Linked DNA regions of Homo sapiens: region 2 is linked to region 1. The links are chromatin contacts, found by Hi-C or POLR2A ChIA-PET in ENCODE. All regions are on one chromosome and are shown on one strand. Each heading gives the region's core, a stretch centred on a gene start or an enhancer-like site at or near the end of the contact. The rest is flanking DNA. Distances are from core to core; before and after follow the strand shown.

Region 1 (7,370 bases), core at 1,973-4,472:
CTTTCTTCTCTCTCTTTCCTTTTTATTTATTTATTATTTTTTTTGGGACAGGTGTCATTTTGTCACCCAGGATGGAGTGCAATGGCGCGATCTCTGCTCACTGCAACCTCTGCCTCCTGGGCTCAAGCAATTCTCCTGCCTCAGACTCCCAAGTAGCTGGCATTACAGGCATGCACCACCACTCTTGGCTAATTTTTGTATTTTCAGTAGAGACGGGGTTTCACCAACATGGCCAGGCTGGTCTCAAACTCCTGACCTCATGTGATCCACCCACCTTGGCCCCCCCAAAGTGCTGGGATTATAAGCGTGAGCCATCGCGCCCAGCCAGTTATATTCCTTTCATAGTCACAAAGAATATATATATATACACACACACACATATATATACATATACATATATATCCACAGTTGATTAGATTCTCATTATTTGTGGTAGTTCTGTTCTGTGAAGTCACCACAAAAACTGAGTTTGCGAACACAAATCATTACTCCTAGAGAACATTTTTGTAGGGGTAGTTTCCTTTGAGTTTCAGGAAACTTTCCTTTATCTGATCAATACATGACCTGTTCTGTGTGTCTTTTTTTTTTTTTTTTTGGAGACAGGGTCTCGCTCTGTTGCCCAGGCTGGAGTGCAATGGTGCAATCTCAGCTCACTGCAGCCTCAGTCTCCTGGGCTCAAGTGATTCTACTGCCTTGGCCTCCAGAGTAGCTGGGATTACAGGCACCCACCACCATGTCCGGCTAATTTTTTTTTCTCTCAAGATGGAGTTTGGCTCTTGTTGCCCAGGCTGGAGTACAATGGTGGATGTCGGCTCACTGCAACCTCCGCCTCCTGGGTTCAAGCGATTCTCCTGCCTCAGCCTCCCGAGTAGCTGGGATTACAGGCATGCACCGCCATGCCCAGCTAATTTTGCATTTTTAGTAGAGACAGGGTTTCTCCATGTTGGTCAGACTGGTCTCGATCTCTTGACCTCGTGATCCGCCTGCCTCAGCCTCCCAAAGTGCTGGGATTACAGGCGTGAGCCACCGTGCCTGGCTCAAAGGTGTCTTCTTGAATGCCTATCGATGATGTGAGTGTTGAATAGGGCAGCTGCTCTCTCAGTCCTGCCTGAGCAAAGCTTTTCTCACCTACCAGTTCCTCCACGAGGCCCTGAGGGACACGAGAAGGGGCCTCAGCACGATGCCTGGGGCCACTGCAAACAGCAAAATCACCAAAAAGAGCACAAAAACGCAAACCCCGAGGCTCTCGCTAGACAGTAATGAGGGCGTGGTCCACCTAGGAGGGGAAACGGGGAGGCGGAGCGTGGCCTGGGCTCAGGGAACGCACGTCCATGACTCTAATTTCTTGTCTCTCTCTGCGTGTCCAAGGATAAGAGGGAAAGTACCCCAGGCATTGATTTGGGGTTCACAAATACACACCAAGCCGGCGAATTCGCAAATACGGACTCCGTGAATGACAAAGGGGACTACAGTACAAACCCAGCCTGTCCCTCGCGCCCCTAGTGTGCTGAGGGCCTGGCCGTGGCAGGAAGGAAGGGACCGCCTCAGACCCCACATCACCCCATCCCCCAGGTCTGTCTCCCACCGGCCCCCAGGGTCGATTCTCAGGAGAGGAGGTCCGACCTGCTTTAGGGGGCCCAAGCAGGACCCCTTACCTCCACATCTTATTTCTGTGTCCCACCCAGCCCTTCCCTTGAGGCAGTGATTCTCACCTGGGAGTGGCCCTGCTCCCAGGGGACCCTGGGCGGTGGCTGGGGACATTGTGGTTATCCAGACTTGGGGGTGCTCCTGGCATGGGGTAGGCGGACGCTGCGGTGCCCAGGACGGCCCTGCTCCAGAGAAGGATCCAGCCCCGATGTCCACAGGGCCTGGGGGGACCCTGAATTCATTATTTGGAAAAAAGCTGGGCGCGGTGGCTCACGCCTGTCATCCCAGCACTTTGGGAGGCCGAGGTGGGTGGATCACTTGATGTCAGGAGTTCGAGACCAGCCTGACCAACATGGGTAGACCCCGTCTCTACTAAAAATACAAAAATTAGCCAGGCGTGGTGGTGGGTGCCTGTAATCCCAGGTACTCAGGAGGCTGAGGCAGGAGAACTGCCTGAACCTGGGAGGCGGATGTTGCAGTGAGCCGAGATCGTACCATTGCACTCCAGCCTGGGCGACAGAAGGAGACTGTTTCAAAAAAAAAAAAAAAAAAATTATTTGGGAAAACAGTTGAATGCAATTTCTGCTCACAGTAGGCATCAGAATAAGCTCCCGATGGGGCAGACGGTGTGTAAACCAGAGGGATCCCAGCTCCTGGGACTCACCTCCTCTCTCCCTCCCCCATTCAAGGTGTGGATTGCAATGTGTGCAGCCTCCTGGGACCTCAGCAGGGCAGAGGATCATGGGACGCAGAGTCTCTTGGGGGTCCGTGGAATCCCATAACCCAGGGGGGCTCAACCAGGATGATTCTGCTCCCAGGGGATGCTGGGCCATGTCTGGGGACATCTGTGGCTGTCACGACTGGGGGTGCTCCTGGAATGGAGTGGGTGGAGGCCAGGGACGCTGTTCAGCACCCTGCAGTGCCCAGGTTGGCCCAACCCCAGAGAATGACCCAGGCCCCAATATCCACGGTGCCCTGGGGAGACCCTGGTTAGGTCCTGTCACAGTTTTGGTGTCAGCACCACTGCCCTTCTGTGCCCAGGAGGGGCCCTGTCCTCCCCTTGTCCCTTCCTCTCTGCACCCTGGCCTGGGTCTTTGACCCTCCCAGCTCTTAGCACTCTTGGACACACAATCCCCACAAGAGCCTCTCTCAGAAAGATAGAAATGACACTGGTTGGCCGGGCGCAGTGGCTCATTCCTGTAATCCCAGCACTTTGGGAGGCCGAGGCGGGTGGATCACCTGAAGTAGGAGTTCAAGACCAGTCTGCCCAACATGGTGAAACTCCGTCTCTACTAAAAAAAAAAAAAAAAATTAGCTGGGCATAGCGGCAGGCGCCTGTGATCCCAGCTACTCGGGAGGCTGAGGCAGGAGAATCGCTTGAACCTGGGAGGCAGAGGTTGCAGTGAGCCGAGATTGCACCATTGCACTCCAGCCTGGGTGACAAGAGCAAAACTCTGTCTAAAAAAAAAGAAATGACACTGGCTTCTTTCTCTTCTTTGCACTCTGAAAAGCACCTGAGAGCAAAGTGCCCAGCAGAGGCAGCTGCCCCGGGGCGACCCGAGAAACAGGAAACCCTGTTTCTGAGCTTCGCAGGCTCTTCTGGGAGACCAGCGGGTAATCCCCTTCCTCCGACATTTCTCTGAGAAGTCTCTCTGCGTTCTGCTTCTCAGAAAGAAACCAGGGTCCGGGGCAGGCATTCACGCCCTCCACCCACTCAGGGGTTTGCAGTAACACCCTTGGGATCTGCAGGTTCACACAGAGCCAGAGCCGTGAGTCACCGCAGCCCCGGAGCTGCCGGGGTCCCCACCTGCTCAGCCCCAGGAACACACATCTACAGCGGGTTCCTTTTTCTTTTCTTTCTTTTTCTTTCTTTTTTTTTTTGAGACAGAGTCTGGCTCTGTCGCCCAGGCTGGAGTGCAGTGGCGCGATCTCGGCTCACTGCAACCTCCGCCTCCCAGGTTCAAGTGATTCTCCTGCCTCAGCCTCCCAAAGTGCCGGGATTACAGGCGTGAGCCACCGCGCCCCGCTCCTTTTCCTTTTCTTTTAAATGATTAATACTCATGATTTCTGTTCAGCTGAAAGCTACACTCACTTTCAATACCTACAACAGGGTTTTTCCCCCCGGGCACTGTGGACACTGGGGCCAGATCCTTCTCTGGGGTGGGGCCATCCTGGGCACTGCAGGGTGCTGAGCAGTGTCCCTGACCTCCACACACTCCATGCCAGCAGCAGGTGCCCCCAGACATTTACTGAGTGTACCCTGGTCAGGGGGGACAGGATCGCTCCCAGCGTACACTGGAATCTTAGGGGATTCCACAGACCCCCAAGAGACTCTGCGTCCATAATCCTCTGCCCTGCTGAGTTCCCAGAAGGCTGCACACATTGAAATCCACACTCTGAGTGGGGAGGGAGAGAGGATGTGAGTCCCAGGAGCTGCAGTCCCTCTGGTTTACACCATCGGCCCCATCGGGAGTTTATTCTGGTGTCCAGTGTGAGCAAGGGACAGATTCAATCTTTTTCTTTTTCTTTTTTTTTGTTTTTTGAGACAGAGTCTCGCTCTGTCGCCCAGGCTGGAGTGCAGTGGCGTGATCTCGGCTCACTGCAAGCTCCTCCTCCCGGGTTCACGCCATTCTCCTGCCTCAGCCTCCCAAGTAGCTGGGACTACAGGCGCCCACCACCACGCCCAGCTAATTTTTTTTTTGTACTTTTAGTAAAGACGGGGTTTCACCGTGTTAGCCAGGATGGTCTCGATCTCCTGACCTCGCGATCCACCTGCCTCAGCCTCCCAAAGTGCTGGGATTACAGGTGTGAGCCACTGCGTCCGGCCCAGTATTTTTCAAATAATGAACACAGGTCTCTCCCGTTCTGTACTCTGGACATTGGGCCTGGATCATTCTCTGGGGTGGGGCCGTCCTCGGCACTGTAGGCTGCTGAGCAGCGTCCCTGGCCTCCACCCACTCCATGCTGGGAGCACCCCGTAGTCGTGACTACCAGAAATGTCCCCACATTCTACTCAGGATCCTAAGAGAACCACTCCCAAGCATTATTGAGGTCACACTTTTTTTTGTTTTTGTTTTGAGATAGGTTTCATTTCTGTCGCCCAGGCTGGAGTGCAGTGGCACGATCTTGGCTCACTGCAACCTCTGACTCCCGGGTTCAAGTGATTCTCCTGCCTCAGCCTCCCTATAGTAGTTGGAACTACGGGTGTGCACCACCACGCCTGGCTAATTTTGGAATTTTTAGTAGAGATGGGGTTTCGCCATGTTGCCCAGGCTGGTCTTGAACTCCTGACCTCAAGTGATCTGCCCACCTCGGCCTCCCAAAGTGCTGGGATAATAGGCATGAGCCACCGCGCCCGGCCCAGGTCACACCTTTGAACACTTCAGTGGGCTCATTTTATGTGTGAATTTTTAGCCTAATTGTGAACTGTTGAGTTATTTAAACCTTCGCACCCAAACTTCCTTGGTCCAGAGAGGATTTGAAGCTCATACATAAACAACACAGCAGCATTGCAAATCAAGGAATGGAGGAGACGGTGAAGGTGGTATTTGGGGGTGTTGGGTGGGGTGGGAGAAACAGCAGGGAAAAATCAAAGGATGGTTAGCCAATGAGAATGGTGTTCGTGTGTGTAAGGGCAGGCTCCTAAACAGGAGTGTAGCTAATTTTCAACTCAAGAAAAAGAATGTGTATTGAATGCAGTGGGTTGAATAGTGTCCCGCAAAAGCTCACGTCCTCCTGGAAGCTTGGCACGTAACCTTCTCAGAGATGGGGTCTCTGCAGATGGAAGATGATACGGATCTTGGGATGAAATCATCATCCTGTTTGTAGGGTGGGCCCTAAATCCAATGACTGGTGTCCTTTTAAGAAGGAGAGACACAGGCTGAGATTGGTGGCTCACACCTGTAAACCCAGAACTTTGGGAGGCCGAGGCGGGAGGATCGCTTGAGGCCAGGAGTTCGAGACCAGCCTGGCCAACGTGGTGAAACCCCATCTCTACCAAAAATACAAAAATTAGCCAGGCATGGTGGCGTGCACCTGTACCACTCGGGAGGCGGAGGCACGAGAATTGCTTGAACCCAAGAGGCGGAGGTTGCAATGAGCCAAGATGGTGCCACCGCACTCCAGCCTGGGTGACAGAGCAAGACTCTGTCTCAAAACAGACAAACAAACACCAAGAAGGAGAGATTTAGAGATGCAGAGGAGAGGACATGGCTGTGTGGAGATGGAGGCAGAGACTGGGGTGACACGGCCACAAGCCAGACTCCTAGAGCCCCCAGAAGCTGGGAGAGGCCGGAAGGACCCTGCCCCTGGAGTCTCTGGAGGGAGCCTAGCCCTGCAGACACCTTGATCTCAGACTTCTGGCCTCCAAAAGTAGGAGAGGAGACTGTCACAAAATGTCTGTTATTTAAAGCCCCGCAATCTGTAATAATTTGCATGGCACTCTAGGAAATGAATACATTGGTCATTTAAAAAAAAAAAAAAGAATCAGGCCAGATGCGGTGGCTCATGCCTGCAATCCCAGCACTCTGGGAGGCTGAGGCAGGAGGACCACTTGAGACTAGGAGGTTGAGACCACTCTGGTCAACACAGTGAGACCCTGTCTTGAAATGGAATGAAATGAAATAAATACAATAAAATATCCGCTAAGCTTCTGTGTCTCCCTGTAGCCATGACAACAGAAGACCCTGAGGTGGAGAAGATGACGCCTTCCTGTTGGAATCACGGGCTCAGACTACATGGGGAAAACGGAAAACACACGTGCAACCCTCACACAACGTGTGCACCCTGCAGGCTCAAAAACCAAAGCTGTGCCAGGCGCGGTGGCTCACACCTGTCATCCCAGCACTTTGGGAGGCCGAGGCGGGTGGATCATGAGGTCAGGAGATCGAGACCAGCCTGGCCAACATGGTGAAACCCCGTCTCTACTAAAAAAATACAAAAATTAGCTGGACGTGGTGGCACACGCCTGTAATTCCAGCTACTCAGGAGACTGAGGCAAGAGAATCACTTGAACCCGAGAGGCGGAGGTTGCAGTGAGCCGAGATCGTGCCATTGCACTCCAGCCTGGGCAATAGAGAGAGACTCTGTCTCAAAAAAAAAAAAACAAAAACAAAAGCTGTTTGCGTCAAAGGAAGGGTCGGTTAGTTCCTTCCCTCCAGGACTGAATCCATGAGAACTGCAGAAATTTAGGATTAGGAACCAGTTCGCCCAGGGTTCCTAAAACCTGCAATCACTGGGAGAGGCCCATCCCACCCGGAAGAACCTGATTGAGTGGTCTGGGGTGTGCCGGGCACAGGGCAGTTGAGACTCCAGGTGACAGTTACCGGCAGCTCAGGGTGGAGGCTGTGTGAGCCCGGCCGAGTCCTACAGGAAGCGTCTGCAGAGTGTAATGTGCTCAGCGCTTCTGCAGGGGACGGGCGGAATGATGTGTGCAGACATTTTAAACCATGGTAGAGGCCGGGCACGGTGGCTCACGCCTGTTATCCCAGCACTTCGGGAGGCCAGGGCAGGCGGATCATCTGAGGTTAGGAGTTCGAGACCAGCCTGGCCAACATGGTGAAACCCCGTCTCTACTAAAAATACAAAAATTAGTCAGGCGTGGTGGTGGGCACCTGTAATCCCAGCTACTCGGGAGGCTGAGGCAGGAGAATCGCTTGAACCTGGGAGGCGGAGGTGGCAGTGAGCCAAAATCGCACCACTGCACTCCAGCCTGGGCGACAGAG
Region 2 (7,370 bases), core at 2,526-5,025, 49 kb after region 1:
GTCGAGGCAGGCAGATCATCTGAGGTCGGGAGTTCAAGACCAGCCTGGCCAACATGGAGAAACCCTAACATTTTTAGTTTCTACTAAAAATTCAAAAAATTAGCCGAGCATGATGGCAGGCGCCTGTTATCCCAGCTACTTGGGAGGCTGAGGCAGGAGAATTGCTTGAACCTGGGAGGCAGAGGTTGCAGTGAGCCGAGATCGCACCATTGCACTCCAGCCTGGGCGACAAGAGTGAAACTCCATCTCAAAAAGAAAAAAAAAAAGAAAGACTAAAATGGTAAAAAAAAAAAAAAAAAGAAAGAAAGAAAAGAAAAAAGAAAAAGAAATACATATTAGGATGGGGCAAGCTAAACTACATTGTTATGTATTTTAACAACACATAAAACCCACTTGGGGCCAGTCTGCAAGTACCTCCCATGTAGGCTCAGCCTGGCACTTGAACCCCGTGCCCTCCGCCCCCCGCCCCTCCCAGTGGCGTCTCCGCTTCTCACTTCAGAGGCAGAGCTGTCATCGTGGGCACTGGGAAGTAGCCTGCAGTGTCAGCACAGACCGGCGCTCACCAACGACACGGCACGGAGGCTTTCTAGGGAGCAGTCCCCCCAGGACAGCAATACGTTCAGGCGACAGCGACACAGGGCAGCAACAGCGGTTCCCTCCTGGCAGGCAGCCAGACGCACACACGCACGCAGACCACACCATCCAGAAAGTTCACCTGCGACCTGAGACGCAGCTCTTTGAGGGAGATCAGAAGATCAGATGGTATTTGAGAAAAAAAAAAAAAAAAAGGTTAAGCCAAGTCAGTGGGAAGGTGGAGGAAAAAAAAAATAAATAAAGGTTAGGCTGAGGTCGCCGCCCTGCCACTCATGACACAGAGCGTGGCACGTCGGTTTCACACCTAAAAGTCAGAACGATTCACAGGTGGCGAAGCGTGGGTGGAGGAAAAGAGCGGGGATGTCTGAGGAGCAGAAAGACCGAAACGCAAGAGTAATACCTGCTGCGGAGAGGTTCCGCCCACGTGGGATTTGCCCCTGGGAAAAAAAAAAAAAGTCCCCGAAGCCCCTGCAAGGCAAGGCCTGCGGGCTGGAGGGACGGGCTCTTCACACACACGGGAGGACAGAGATCGTCTCTGGAGGTGGGCGCCCCAGCAGGCACACTGACGGCCTCGGTGCAGCTCCCCTGCACCCCCAAATGACGCAGGTCAGTAATCCAGGGACGGGCAGCAGGCTCACGTGTCCCCAGATGCAGGCACACCTGTGCCTCTCGAGTCATCTGCAGAGTCACGAGACCAGCAACCTGGAAACCTGGAGGAGCTCCCCTGGCTGCCACCGGACACCCCAGGGCAAGGGGCCGGGTGCCTCCCGGGCAACCCCCTCTCTCTGCAGCAGGGGATGCAGATGGCAGAGTCTCAAAGGCCTTCCCTGCATGGGGCAGACACGGAGGACACACTCTCCCGGGGTCTGCACTGAGGCTGTCAGGGGGCCTGCTGCGTTCCCCACTCCAGGTAACCCTGTCTGCTGGCACTGAGGGCCTCATCAGACCCCTGCAGGCCTGCAACCACAGCCAAAATCAGTGTGCCTTCTCCAAAGCCACCTTCTGACCCGCTTTTTAAAGAAACTGAGGTAAGGTTTGCATAATGTAAAATTAAGCATTTTAAAGTGAACAATTCAGTGGCATTCAACACATTCACAACGTTGTACAAACATCATGCCTACCTAGTTCTTGTACATTCTCTCTCTCTCTCTCTCTCTCTTTTTTTGTTTTGAGACAGGGTCTCACTCCATCTTCCAGGCTGGAGTGCAGTGGTGCGATCTTGGCTCACCGCAACCTCTGCCTCTCAGGTTCAAGCAATCCTCCTGCCTTAGCCTCCCGAGTAGCTGGGATTACAGGCATGCACCACCACACCTGGCTAATTTTTAATTTTTCGTAGAGATGGGGGTCTCACTATGTTGCCAAGGCTGGTCTTGAACTCCTAGCCTCATGATCCTCCCACCTCAGTGTCCTGTGGAGCTGGGACTACAGGCACGTACCACCCCACCCAGCTAATTTTTGTTTTACACTAAAGTGTTATTTCATCTTGGTCGCTGAGGTTTTTTAGCGCCCCCTTCAATTTTGTGCCCAGTGTGAATACATTGCTTGCCTGACCCTGGTCCTGCCCTGGGATTTGGGAGCCGACAGGTCCGGGTAACAACTGCAGTTTAGCCGCTCACTTGCTGGAGGACCTCAGGCTCTCTTCCGTGAGCCTTATTTTGGCCATTGCTGGAATCCCGTTGTGCAGGACAGCTGGGTGGATTGCAGTGATGTTTGCGCACCACGTCCCGAGTGCCAGAGCAGACAGGGTCCCACCTGTTACCGTCTTGGACTTCCAGCCTCCAGAACCAAGAGAGAGAAGAAATCTCTGTTGCTAAAGCCCTCCTCCAGTCTGTGGCTTGAGGTTACAGAGCCCCAGCAAACCATCACGCTGGGTTAAAGGAACTGGTCCCCAGAGCTCACAGCTGCAGACTGGCCACCGTAGGACAATCCAGTGGGACCTGGGGGTGCCTCTGGGCCATTGGGGGACCCTCGGTGAGCCAGTGAACTCAGTGCACTTCTGGAGCTCCCTGACCACGAGTGAGGAAATTGAACGGTACAGGAAAAGCAGGAGAGCGTGCACCTTAAACGGCCAAGGTCCGTCACTACCACCGAGCACCTGCCAGGCTCCCCACCCAGTGCTCCCAAAAGTAGAGGGCCCCCTCCCTCCCCTAAACTCTCAGAGGTTAGTATCACCGGGTCAAGATGATGACAGCACGGGGAAGCCTCTGGCAAGGGCCTTGCCCCAGGGGACAGCTCAGGTGGCCTCGGATAACATGACAAAGACCTTCTTTATTTATTATTATTATTAATTTTTTATTTTTTTTGGAGACAGGGTCTCACCCTGTCGCCCAGACTGGAGTGCAGTGGTGCAATCATGGCTCACTGCAGCCTCAGCCTCCTGGACTCAAGCAATACTCCTGCCTCAGCCTCCCGAGCAGCTTGGACTATAGGTGTGCACTGCCACACCTGGCTTTTTTTTTTTTAATTTTTATTTATTTATTATTACTTTTTTAAGACAGAGTCTTGCTCTGTCGCCCAGGCTGGAGTGTAGTGGTGTGATCCTGGGTCATTGCAACCTCTGCCTCCTGGGTTCAAGCGATTCTCCTGCCTCAGCCTCCTGAGTAGCTGGGATTACAGGCAACTGCCACCACGCTCAGCTAATTTTTGTGTTTTCAGTAGAGACGGGGTTTCACCATGTTGGCCAGGCTGATCTCAAACTCCTGACCTCAGGTGATCCACCCGCCTCGCAAAGTGGTGGGATTACAGGCATGAGCTATCACGCCCGGCCACTAATTTTTTTATTTTTTAGTAGAGACGGGGTCTTGCTGTCTTGTCCAGGCTGGTCTCAAACTCCTGGGCTTAAGCGATCCTCCCGCCTCAGCCTCCCAAAGTGCTGGGATTGCAGGCACAAGAGACCCTCTTTTATTGTTGCAAGATGCTGACAGGTTTCAGAAGAGGTTTGAACCAAAGCGGCCTCAGGGACCCAGGTGGCCCCTGGGATACGTTTCTCCCAGGCCAGGTTTGGTTTCAGTCGGCCTGAGCGTGCAGACACCTGTCTCCTGGGCACTAAACTTGACACTTTCAGTTCCTATCAGGCGGTGGGGACGAGGGGGCGGGTGGGAGGGGGGGAACGGGCTCACGTGCCAGGCTCGGGGGGGGGGAAGCGTCCTCAACATTCTCAGAAAGGACCACGCCCGGCACCGGCCTTGGATGGCTTCCCTCTCGCAATCTGCTTTCTGGGAAGTGGGCCCCTCGCACCGGGTGCGGCGCCCAGGGTTCCCCGCCACCCCGACCCTTACTAAGCCGCTCAGCCCAGGGATCCAGGGCCCTGGCGAGACAGCCTGGGAGACGCAGAGTGGGAAATGATGACTGGGAGCTGGTATCGCGAATGTCTACACGCAGACTGACTTCAGGGGCGAGGAATTCCGCCTGGCGAGCGTCTAGACTGCGGTGTTTCTGGGACGCTGGGAGCTGGAGCCAGGACAGGTCTCCCGGGAGCTGGTCTGTGCTGCCACCTGCTGGTCATGGCCCGACAGGCGGCCTCGCTGTCACCACTGAGTGAGCTCGAGGTGCCCCGTCCCAGGACCGTGGCAGGAGGGGGTCCCGTCCTGCGTGGGGCTTGAAGGCAGGTGGGCAAGACGGTGCATAGCCCGAATCTATTTAATGATTTATTTGATAATACCATTTAAAAATATCTCTTAGGCCGGGTGCAATGGCTCACGCCTGTAATCCCAGCACTTGGAGAGGCCAAGGTGGGAGGATAACTTGGGCTCAGAAGGTCGAGACCAGCCTGGCCAAGAGAGCAACACCAGGTCTCTACAAAAAATTAAAAATTAGCCGGGCATGCTGGCGGGCGCCTGTAATCCCATCTACTCAGGAGACCGAGGCAGGAGAATCGCTCGAACCGGGGAGGTGGAGGCTGCACTGAGCGTTGATCGCGCCACTGCTCTCCAGCCTGGGCGACAGAGGGAGATTCTGTCTCTAAAAAAATAAAAAGTAAAAGTAAAAGTAAATAAAAATAAAAATCTTTTTTTTTTTTGAGATGGAGTCTCGCTCTGTCACCAGGCTGAAGTGCAGTAGTGTGATCTCAGCTCACTGCAACCTCCGCCTCCCGAGTTTAAGCGATTCTCCTGCTTCAGCCTCCCCAAGTAGCTGGAACTACAGGCACCCGCCACCACGCCCAGCTAATTTTAGTATTTTTAGTAGAGACCGGGTTTCACCATGTTGGCCAGGATGGTCTCGATCTCTCAACCTCGTGATCCGCCTACCCTGGCCTCCCAAAGTGCTGGGACTACAGGTGTGAGCCAGCGCGCCCGGCCAAATCTTTCTTTCTTTTTAATAATTGGATTGACTTTGGTCTACGGTCTCCCCTGGGGCCCCATCCTTCTCTGGGGTGGGGCCATCCTGGGCACTGCAGGGTGCTCAGCAGCATCTCTGACCTCCGCCCACTCCATGCCAGGAGCATCCCAGTTGTGATAACCACACGTCCCCAAACATCGCCCAGTGCCCCCTGGGGGGCAGCATCACCCACATTTAAAAACAGTTCCAGGGTAGCAGCCTGCAAAGAAGGTGTGTCTGGGACCTGGGCATTTCATATCGGGGTGACCCAGCCTGGGAGAGGGGAGGGGCCTCAGTGAGAAGACTGAAGCCAGGACCCCCCCCAGGCAGGACCCAGGCTCCCACGGCACAAAAGCCCCAGGTCCAGGGTTCCTGGAAATGTTTTAAAATCCAGTCGACAAAAGATGAATAAAATACTTGTGAGTGTATAATCATGAATCCAGCCTGGATTCTGTTTGTCTTTATGCCAAGACAATTGTAAAATACAGCTTAGAATTTTTTTTTTTTTTTGAGAAATTTTTTTTTTTTTTTTGAGAGTCTTGCTGTGTCGCCCAGGCAGCGGTGCGATCTCGGCTCGCTGCAACTTCCACCTCCCAGTTCAAGCAATTCTCCTGCCTGAGCCTCCTGGGTAGCTGGGACTACAGGTACCCACCACCACACCCGGCTAATTTTGTATTTTTAGTAGAGACGGGTTTTCACCATGTTGGCCAGGATGGTCTCGAACTCCTGACCTCAGGTGATCCGTCCGCCTCGGCCTCCCAAAGTGTTGAGATTACAGATGTGAACAACGGTGCCTGGCCAACGTCGGACATTTTTAGAGCGGAGGAGGTAGCCTAGGAGGGCAAATGTGCCCCAGGCCCTGAGTGTCCCAACATGGCCCTGCAGCCAGGTAGAACCAGCCAGGGAAAGGGATGGTGTTTAAGGGACGTGGAAAAGGAATTCAGACAAAGAATTTCTGATGCAAGTTTAACCCGGCTGGTGGCTGCAGCCTACTTCCTGCTACAGGCTGCACAGTCTCTTGCTGAATTAGCACCTACGTTGAATTAGGTGAGTTTGCTTGAACTATACGTTGAATTAGGTGTTGAATTAACACATAGGGGGGCTTTGGGCTCTCAGCCCCTCATCTAAAGTCCATTGTCTCAAGCCACTGCCTCATTGGAAGAGCAGGTGTCTACACTACCTGGAGAGGGGGAGATCCTGCATTAATTATTTGGGGAGAATGCAATCTGTCCCCGCTCCTGCTCACAGTAGATACAAGAATAAACTCCCGACGGGGCAGATGGCATAAACCAGGGGGACCCCCAGCTCCTGGGACTCTTCCTCCTCTCTCCCTCCCCACTCAGGGTGTGGATTTCAATGTGTGCAGCCTCCTGGGACCTCAGTAGGAGAGATGGTCACGGAATGCAGAGTCTCTTGGGGAATCTGTGGATTCCCCTAACCTGGGCGGGGGGTCTCAATCAGGGGTGATCCTGCCCCCAGGGGACACTGGGCAATGTCTGGGGACATTTGTGGTTGTCATGCCTGGAGGTGCTCCCGGCATGGAGTGGGTGGAGGCCAGGACGCCACTCAGCACCCTGCAGTGCCCAGGATGGCCAGACCCCAGAGGATCTAGCCCCAGATGTCCACAGTACCTAGCAGGAGAGATCCTGATTTAATTAATTGGTGAGGGGGAAGATCAAGGGACCCTGGCTATGCCAAGAAACTCGGACTGCAGCAGTGTGTGGATCCTGAATGAGAAAGGTGCGAATCAGACAGAAGCTCGCAGCCTAAGGCCAGCGAAGGCCACGGCCACAGCGACATCTAAAGGCCGGCAAGTGCAATGCAGAATCCACCCAGGGAACTCGGGCCCCGCGCCTACCCCCGGGGTAAAGGGGGCCAGCCTCGCACAGGTGGGTCCGTTGCAGGCGTCTGTTGCGAGACCACATCCTCACCACCCGGTGAACGGCACTGGGAGCAGACTCAAGAGGCTCGAGAGGTCCCAGGAGGGCGGGAAGAGAGTTCCCCCAGCTACAGCCTGAGCATGGTCGCCAGAAAGCAGGTGCGGCGACTTTCCCTAGCACCCTCTCCCTGCCCTCTGTGTACCCGCAGGGGGGCCCTGCACGTCGGGTCTCAGGCACATGTGTGGTGAAATGCACACAACAAAAAAGCTCCCTTTCCAGACATCCAGTGGCATTCGTGCAGCCATCATCTCTAGCTAGCTCTAGAACATTCTCAGCCCCCCAAAAAGACACCCCATCCCTATCAGCTGTCACTTCCCATCCCCCTCCCCAGCCCCTGGCACCCACACATCCCCTTCCTGCCTCTCTAGACTGGCCTGTCCTGGACATTTCATAGAAATAGGATGACACACTGTGTGGCCTTTTGGATCTGGCATCTCTCACTGAGTGTGACATCCTCAAGGGGCATCCAGGCTGCACGTGGCCTGGGTCAGAGTCTCGTTCACGGCTGAGTCTCGTTCC

The links. A loop is a pair of places that touch in the nucleus more often than their neighbours do. ChIA-PET counts read pairs that join two places held with the same protein, here RNA polymerase II (POLR2A). Pooled maps may share reads with other maps.
Region 2: a map of GM12878 shows a loop between it and region 1 (13-fold over the local background). The contact joins two enhancer-like sites. A Hi-C loop is called at or near these places in 49 of 168 maps with a recorded cell type or tissue (B cell, CD4-positive, alpha-beta T cell, CD4-positive, alpha-beta memory T cell and 35 more), 37 of 37 single-sample maps with no recorded cell type and 48 of 50 pooled maps. POLR2A ChIA-PET finds 5 or more read pairs at or near these places in 41 of 52 experiments (A549, AG04449, AG04450 and 31 more).

Annotation. Positions count from the first base shown.
Region 1 is chr19:2,558,774-2,566,143 of GRCh38, forward strand. The region is part of intron 2 of GNG7 (G protein subunit gamma 7); the gene reads right to left. Among named protein-coding and RNA genes, the nearest start is that of MIR7850, 68 kb to the right of the region's middle. RefSeq lists enhancers at 943-1,443, 3,862-3,951. Within about 2 kb of position 3,223, at least 7 of the 41 ENCODE cell types and tissues checked have a DNase peak (open chromatin) inside an H3K27ac peak, as active enhancers do; they include B cell, GM12878 and OCI-LY7, where a contact is called at or near this core.
Region 2 is chr19:2,607,281-2,614,650 of GRCh38, forward strand. The region is part of intron 2 of GNG7 (G protein subunit gamma 7); the gene reads right to left. Among named protein-coding and RNA genes, the nearest start is that of MIR7850, 20 kb to the right of the region's middle. RefSeq lists enhancers at 37-891, 762-1,331, 892-1,745, 1,572-1,711, 2,222-2,361 and a silencer at 3,694-3,773. Within about 2 kb of position 3,776, at least 28 of the 41 ENCODE cell types and tissues checked have a DNase peak (open chromatin) inside an H3K27ac peak, as active enhancers do; they include B cell, GM12878 and OCI-LY7, where a contact is called at or near this core.